Linked DNA regions of Mus musculus: region 2 is linked to region 1. Evidence: chromatin contacts called from ENCODE Hi-C or POLR2A ChIA-PET data. All regions are on one chromosome and are shown on one strand. Each heading gives the region's core, a stretch centred on a gene start or an enhancer-like site at or near the end of the contact. The rest is flanking DNA. Distances are from core to core; before and after follow the strand shown.

Region 1 (3,689 bases), core at 491-2,990:
GTGTGGTGGCGCACCGCACGCCTTTGATTCCAGCATTTGGGAGGCAGAGGCAGGCGGATTTCTGAGTTCAAGGCCAGCTTGGTCTACAAAGTGAGTTCCAGGACAGCCAGGGCTACACAGAGAAACCCTATCCTTCTCCTCCCCCTCCACCCCCCCCCCAAAAAAAGCTAAGAAACAAACAAAAAAAGAACGTGAAAAGCTAGCCTTTACACGAGCACATAAACCTACACAGAGCCACACAGAGACCTACAACGAAATTTGGTGGCTTTTTGTTTTTGCTCTCCTTAACACCGAGAAATAAACACTGGCACCTTTAAGGAAGCTCTGGGATTTTTGGCAGGTCTCTATTGTAAAGCTAATTTTAAGGTAGAATGCTATCAGTGTAGACAGACTTCTTCCAACAAACAGTGGTCTGCTGATTAAGCCTTTGTTTTGCTAAACCCATTTCCCTTCGATTTCTATGGCCACTGCATTACTGCTGGGCTACAAACTCTCCCTCATCCCTAGCCGCTTAACCTCCTCAAGCACGCTGCACCTCTGAGAGTAACAATCCATGCTTGCTGTCGACCAACTGGTATTCTCGGATCTTATTCAGGGCCACTTCACACATAATAGCCAGATTTATGGAGCGAGCCATGGTCCCTAGTTGAAGCCCTCCAAGGACAACTTGAAACTCCAAATCTTTACCATAGCTTTAAAGGTCCCTGAGACTAATGTGTGCCCTCTTTCTGGTCCCTCAACTTATCAAGCACTCTCTCTCTCCTCAGAGTCTAAGTATTTTCTTATTCCTCAATGGAGGGGGAAAGGCGATCTTCCTCCGACTCGCTTTGAGGGCTCAACTTTTCCTTGAAATCACGTAACTTGTTCAAACCACTCCTTATAACATCTTGCCCGGTTCCTTCCGGCCACCTACTGAGACCTGTTACCGCTTTTCCCATTCTTTCTATGTAGTTGACGTCTGCCTCCGGGATCTGAGAAGTCAGTTGTAAAGAGCTAGAGGCGGGTCTAACCTGCTCAGCACCGGTACCTGGAGCTGCCCTCAGCCTCACACCTGCGAAATAGTGCATCGTCGCGTGGATGCAGGGATGGACTCAAGTGCACAGACCCCACAATCCCAGAGCCACGCGGCTCTGCCCACGGACCCTAGTGCCCCCTGAGCCAGGCCTGCCGCCCATCCACATGGCTCTTCTGCACAGGACGCATCTGTCTCAGGTACGCTTCTCCCTCCGAAGGGAGCCCCACCCTAGGCGCACGGCTCGCACCAGTGCCCAGCAAGGCTCGGGCCCAGAACCCCGGCGCGTCGCCCCTCGGCTCTCACCTATCACCTCCTGCAGCTCGTAGTCGTCCCTGTTGATGGACCAGGGCAGGGCGCTCGAGTCCTCGGACATGACGGCTGCAGCGCCTGGCTCCGTGCTCCTCACGCTCCGGGCTCTCAGGTCACCTCGCCGCGCGCCTCCCCACGCCCAGCCGCCGCCCCCAACCCGCCGCTTGGCCCAGCCTTGGGGCGCACAACGCCGGGGCGCGCGGGTCAAGCGCGGCCCCGAGGCGGAGACGCGCGGCTGCGACCGACCTCGCCTCCCGCGGCTCCGCGTCCCGCAGTCCCCGGCCCAGCCCACGAGCCGGCCTTAACCTCCGCGGCACCGCGAAACAAGCTTCTACCCAGCCCTGCCCCTCCGTCCCGCCCTCCACCCGAACCCCAAGCACGGGCCAAACTTTCCCTTCTCCCTCCACCTGCCGACACGCAGCGCGCTGACGTCACCACGCCGGGGAAGCCTGGCCGCGGCTCGCCGCCCCCCGGCCGCCATCTTGAGTGTGGCCGGACAAGAGGCAAGCGAGAAGGAAGCCGGAAAGAGTGGAAGTCGATAGTTAGAGAGCAGAAGTGCTCGTGGAGGAGTTCACTGAGGGCGTCTGAAAGCCAAAACAGAGCAAACTGCCGCAGAACGAGGAGCCACACCAAGCATGGCGGCCACTGAGTGCTAAACCGAAGGAGCGGCGCTTCCTCTAGAAGCTGAGGGAGGGGCGTTGCCCTCTCTGCTTTGCATTCATTGGTTGGTTTGAGAAAGCATGAGAACGGCAACTGGAGCGTGTGGACATCAGTCATATGTTAGTCCCGCCTCCGGGAACTTGACTCCCAGTTCCTACCGAGCGCCAAAACCTTTCAGGACCGGGTTCGCTGAGGTGACGTCACGGCGTCACGGTCACACCCTCGAGACGTGCAAACCGCGCCCCGGGGTGTGGAGAAGCCCGAGGGAGCGGCCGGGTGGGGTGCGCGGACGAAGGCCAACTAGGATAAAAGGTCTTGCGGGCTCCCGAGTGGAGCCGGAAGCTCGGCCCGTGATGACATTTTTTTTTTTCCTAAGGCGGAAGTACTCAGCGCCGCCTCCAGGATCCGGGAGGAAGCGGTTTCTGTCTTTTCTCCGCTTCGGGTCTAAAGAAACAGCACCTGCCTGGGACCTAGGTTAGTTGTCTCTGCCCAGGCAGCGCCTTGACTGTTCAGTGGTTTCTGTCACGCGACTTAGGGGTCAGCTCTAGGCCCCCGGCCCTGGCTTTTGTCATCTTCACAAAAATAAGTTCCGTTTTCTTGGCCTTAGAAGATCGCGCTTTGGTGAAACAAAACATTAAAACATCAACCTGGACAGGGTCGCTGCGGACAAAGTGTTCAGCTGAGCAGCACTGCTGAGCTCTTCGGTGGGAAGGCCATGAGCGCGTCTGGTTGATAGGACTTATGGAACATCTCAAGAAGAGGTCCCATTTGGGCCAGACCTTACAGTGCTAAGGGGATCTCAGCAAACAGAAAATGGGAGGACAGAATATTCCAGACCCGGCAAAGGTGCAAGGTCTTGCTGTAGAAATGTGTTTCAGGGCTGGAGAAATGGCTCAGTGGTTGAGAGCACTGACTGCTCTTCCAGAGGTCCTGAGGTCAATTCCCAGCAACCACATGGTGGCTCACAACCATCTGAAATGGGATCCAATGCCCTCATTTGGTATGTCTAAATACAGCTACAGTGTACTCATATATATAAAATAAATAAAATCTTTAAAAAAAAAAATAAGGAAGGAAGGAAGGAAGAAATTTGTTGCAGCCACTACTTGTGACACATTTAGTGCGTGTGATAACTTTTTCTTGCTGGAAGAAGAATAAAAGTAACATCGAGAGGAAGTGGGGACAGATTGGAACTCTTCATGGTGTGTACCAATAGAAAACCAATAAGCCAAAAATAATCTGGAATTGTTGGGCTCTGTGGACCACGGATACACTTTACAATTTTCTTTCATTACCATGAAAATAAATTATATAACTTAGAATTTGGGACTGCCTTCTTTCCCCTTCCCCCAAGAAAAGGAACTACCAGTTTCATGGTGAAATTTCAAGATACTGGGTCTTAATTATTATTAGATAACATTATAGTGCATTCATTAATGTGTTCTTGCTTACCTCCTCATTCATGTACCTCAGTGGATTGGTAGAGCAGGAACCTTCTCTATAAATCTGGTCATTTTGTTTCCCCTGTCCCTGACTTTCTGTGGCCTAGTCGAGGTTAAAATACCATGATTTTAATGAGGAAGGAAGCCAGGAATTGGGTATTTGAGGCCATAAGCTCAAGCAAGATTCAGCCTTTAAAATATCTTGCATGTGAGCACTCTCACAACAGTGATCAGGGACTTAGTCCCCCCACCCCCCTTTTTTT
Region 2 (3,689 bases), core at 339-2,838, 810 kb after region 1:
GCATGCTCTTATTCCTGAAGGCAGTTAGCTTTTTTTTGTTGTTTTGGTTTTTTTTCGAGACAGGGTTTCTATGTGTAGTCCTGGGTGTCCTGGAATTCACTCTGTAAACCAGGCTGGCCTCGAACTCAGAAATCTGCCTGCTCCTGCCTCCTAAGTGCTAGGATTAAAGGCGTGCAATACCACGGCCCAGCAGCAGTTAGCTTTTCACCATCCTTTCTGTCTAGATAATACCCAAAGACAAATCCTACAGGGACAAGTATATGAACCCAGTGCTCACTTCTAAGCTGAAATAAGGTCATCTTGACTGCTTCAGCCTGGTACCAAGCGTGACCAAGGACAGCCGCAGGGAGCTAGGCCACTCTATTTTTTCTTTTTTTTAAAGACAGGGTTTCTCTGTGTAGCTTTGGCTGTCCTGGAACTCATTTTTGTAGATTAGACTAGCTTTCAACTCGTAGAGATCTGCTTGCCTCTGTCTCCTGAGTGCTGGCTAGGATTACAGGCATAGGCCACCACTACCTGACCTGAACATACCACTTAATAGATTTTAGAATATTCTGTTTTACTTAACAAGATATCTTGATACACATTCACGATGTGGCAAGTTAAATGCTTTGTTCTTTTTAGTTTTACCGTTTTATATTTATTTTTGAGACAGAGTATGACTATAGCTTCAAATTCATGGTCCTCTTGCCCCAGCAAGAACTGAAGAAACCCAGAGCCTTTCGATGTTAGTACTCTACCACGGAGCTGCACCCACACTCCTCTGGGTTTTTGATCTATTATTTTTGTTGTATGCATATATGGTTATCCTTCAGTATCTGTGGGATTTGTTCCAGAACCACCTATGGATGCCAAACCCATAGATGCTCAAGTCCCTAATATAAAATGGTCTGAGCTGGGCGTGGTGGCACACGCCTTTATTTAGCCCCGGCACTCCGGAGGCAGAGGCGGGCGGATTTCTGAGTTCGAGGCCAGCCTGGTCAATAAAGTGAGTTCCGGGACAGCCAGGGCTGTACAGAGAAACCCTGTCTCGAAAAACAAAACAAAACAAAAATAGTCTGGTATTTTCTAATAACCACAACCCTCCCACAGACTCCAAGTCATCTCTAGATTACTTGAGACATGGAATACAGTAATAAACGCTTTGTAAATAGATGACGCATCCAAATTTCTCCCTGCTCCCTTCAACACTTTTGTAATATCTTACTGGGTAACTACTATTTTGTAGTTCTCAAATGTAGGAAGGAGCCAGTACCAGAGGGGCAGGCGGGTGTGTGCTCCTGGAGTTAATCCTGACATAGGTGGCCCAGCTTGAAGCCTATTCGTCACTCAGCGGACCAAAAGCTACGGACTTTCCACGCTCGCTCCCCCCCCCCCACTCCCCCCCCTCGCCCCAGCTACTTCCGGCCTGGGGTCTGTGCAGCGACTGCAGCCGCGCAGGCGCGGGCCACTTTAACTTCCGCTCCGCGCGCGCTACAGCGGGCCCACTCACTGAATCTGCGCGTGCGCCAGAGGCTTTTTCCGGAGCGGAAGTTCTCCCTTTTTGCTTAGCCTGCTTTGCCATTGGCTGGCTGTGGGTTATTTAAGGACGTCATTTCCGGCCGCCCGTCCTTTCGCGCTACCCGGGGACGGGTCCATACGGCGTTGTTCTTGGTGAGTCTCACGTGGAGCCCTCGGCGTCTCCGGACGCCGCGGGACGCGCGCTTACTAGCTTCCCGCGCCATGGGTGGGCGCGGAGGGCGCCGAGGCTGCGTGTGCCGGGGCGGCTTGGCTCCTGGCGGCAGCGCCACGTGCTGGCCCGCAGTTAGGTGGGGCGGGCGCCACTGCGGGGCCCTTCTGCGGTTCGCGCCACGCTCGAGGGCCCTGTCGGCAAGATGCTGGGAAAAGTGCTTGTGAGGCGCATGGAGATGGGACGGGAACTGCCGGCCAGTCTCGAAATACAACTCCCGAAGCACCCCGATCATGGCCGCCTTTGCGCAACTCTCGGTGCAAAGAAGCAGCTATACTTAAGTAGCTATCCTGTAGTCAGTGTGCCTGCGGAGGCGCTAACTTCAACTGTCCAGTTTTTCTATATGTGCTCTGCTGACAAAGTCACTTTCCTTAGTGACTAGGTGGCCAGAAAAATCGAAAGGCAAGGAGGAATAAGAACACAACCCATTTCAGCTCAGATGATGTGCTGCGCCTAGTGGCATACGCCTTTAGTCCCCCTCTCAGGAGGCAGGGCAATCTTGTGAGTTCTAGTGTCAGAAGAAAAAAGATGAATTTTATTCCTTTTTTAGATTCCCATCGTAACTTAAAGGGAAACTTACACAATGTCCGGAGCCCTTGACGTCCTGCAGATGAAGGAGGAGGATGTCCTCAAATTCCTTGCTGCGGGAACCCACTTAGGTGGCACCAACCTTGACTTTCAGATGGAGCAGTACATCTACAAAAGGAAAAGTGACGGTCAGTTGCCACCTGTGATAGTCAGTTCCTGACTATGGTGCTCTAATGGGTATAGTGCCTGGTAACTGAATGGTTGGTGTTGGAGTGCTACTCTGGCTTGTGATGTAACTAAGAGGATGTGTGGGAAGGGGCCAGAGGTCATGGAGGACTGACTGACCCTGCACACTATTAAAGCTCAGAGTGGAGGCCAGTCTTGGCCAGTGAACTTCTGAGTGTCGGAAGTGTGCTACATTGAATTTATGGCAGGATTTTCGCTAACACCAGTAGAGCTTGCCTCTATGACTGGAGTTTGGTAGTGGTCACTGCCACATGCGTATGCCTTACCTTCCCACAGTGTCCATTCACAAGGCTATGAGGCTAGCAAGCCTGTCTGGGACACCCACTTTAAACTACTTGTTGCTGGGTGTGGTGGTTTCACACCCTTTAATCCTAGTGTTTAGGAGGCAGTCAGGAGTCTGATCAGCCAGGTCTGCAGAGTGACTGCCAGACTTCCTGCCTTGGGAAGCTCCTCAGAGAGTTCCGTTTGCTGGCCTAGGTATCTACATCATAAACCTGAAGAGGACCTGGGAGAAGCTGTTGCTCGCAGCTCGAGCTATTGTTGCCATCGAGAATCCTGCTGACGTCAGCGTCATCTCCTCCAGGAACACTGGCCAGGTTTGTGGCATGCATGTGCTTTTGTTTGGGGGTCAGTAATCGATAGAGTACATTGGGCATACAAAGCAAAGTATCCAACGTGGACAACCCAGGAGGTCACTCTCCCTGGGCTCTGTCCTAGTGGCATAGGGGAGCATAGGCCTTGCCCAGTGACGTACAGTCCCTTTCCACGGCGTTGGAGATGAAGCTGGGCTTTGTGCCCGCGCCTGCATATTCCTACGACTTCTCAGAGTCCTGTGGACAGTGACTGAGGAGGCAAACCATGCAGGAAACAGTGCTGACTCGGTGGCAAACAGAGCTTTGTGTTAGAGGAAATTGGTGCTGACTTAAGGGAAAGGCAACGTCAGACACAAACAAAATAGCCAAGTTAAGTCTTTGTTAACATGTATATCAGTTGATAAAACAATGAGATATGAACTGTTGAGATAGTTTTGGTACGTGGTGGCTTAAAACCATCCATAGTTCTGTTCAAGGAGATCCAATACCAAACCACCATGTGTGGGGGTGATATACTTTTGTACATTGCAGGATAACCACTCCTAAATTAACTAAAGAACTATCCACAAACAGAGGAGGGGGGGTGATGAGCT

Evidence for each region. Hi-C counts contacts between places; a loop is a spot of excess contacts on that map. ChIA-PET counts read pairs that join two places held with the same protein, here RNA polymerase II (POLR2A).
Region 2: a map of T-helper 17 cell shows a loop between it and region 1 (3-fold over the local background). The contact joins the promoter of Rpsa here to the promoter of Oxsr1 in region 1. A Hi-C loop is called at or near these places in 1 of 37 maps with a recorded cell type or tissue (T-helper 17 cell). POLR2A ChIA-PET finds 5 or more read pairs at or near these places in 1 of 5 experiments (embryonic stem cell).

The regions. Positions count from the first base shown.
Region 1 is chr9:119,320,687-119,324,375 of GRCm38, forward strand. It overlaps Oxsr1 (oxidative-stress responsive 1), which reads right to left and starts at 1,741. Exons shown (of 18, transcript NM_133985.2): 1 at 1,319-1,741. The coding sequence starts at 1,388.
Region 2 is chr9:120,126,178-120,129,866 of GRCm38, forward strand. It overlaps Rpsa (ribosomal protein SA), which reads left to right and starts at 1,589. Exons shown (of 7, transcript NM_011029.4): 1 at 1,589-1,653; 2 at 2,280-2,445; 3 at 2,981-3,099. The coding sequence starts at 2,313. It overlaps LOC115485682 (a small nucleolar RNA gene), which reads left to right and starts at 2,603; the gene lies at 2,603-2,758. Gm26448 (a small nucleolar RNA gene) reads left to right here and starts at 3,174; the gene lies at 3,174-3,376.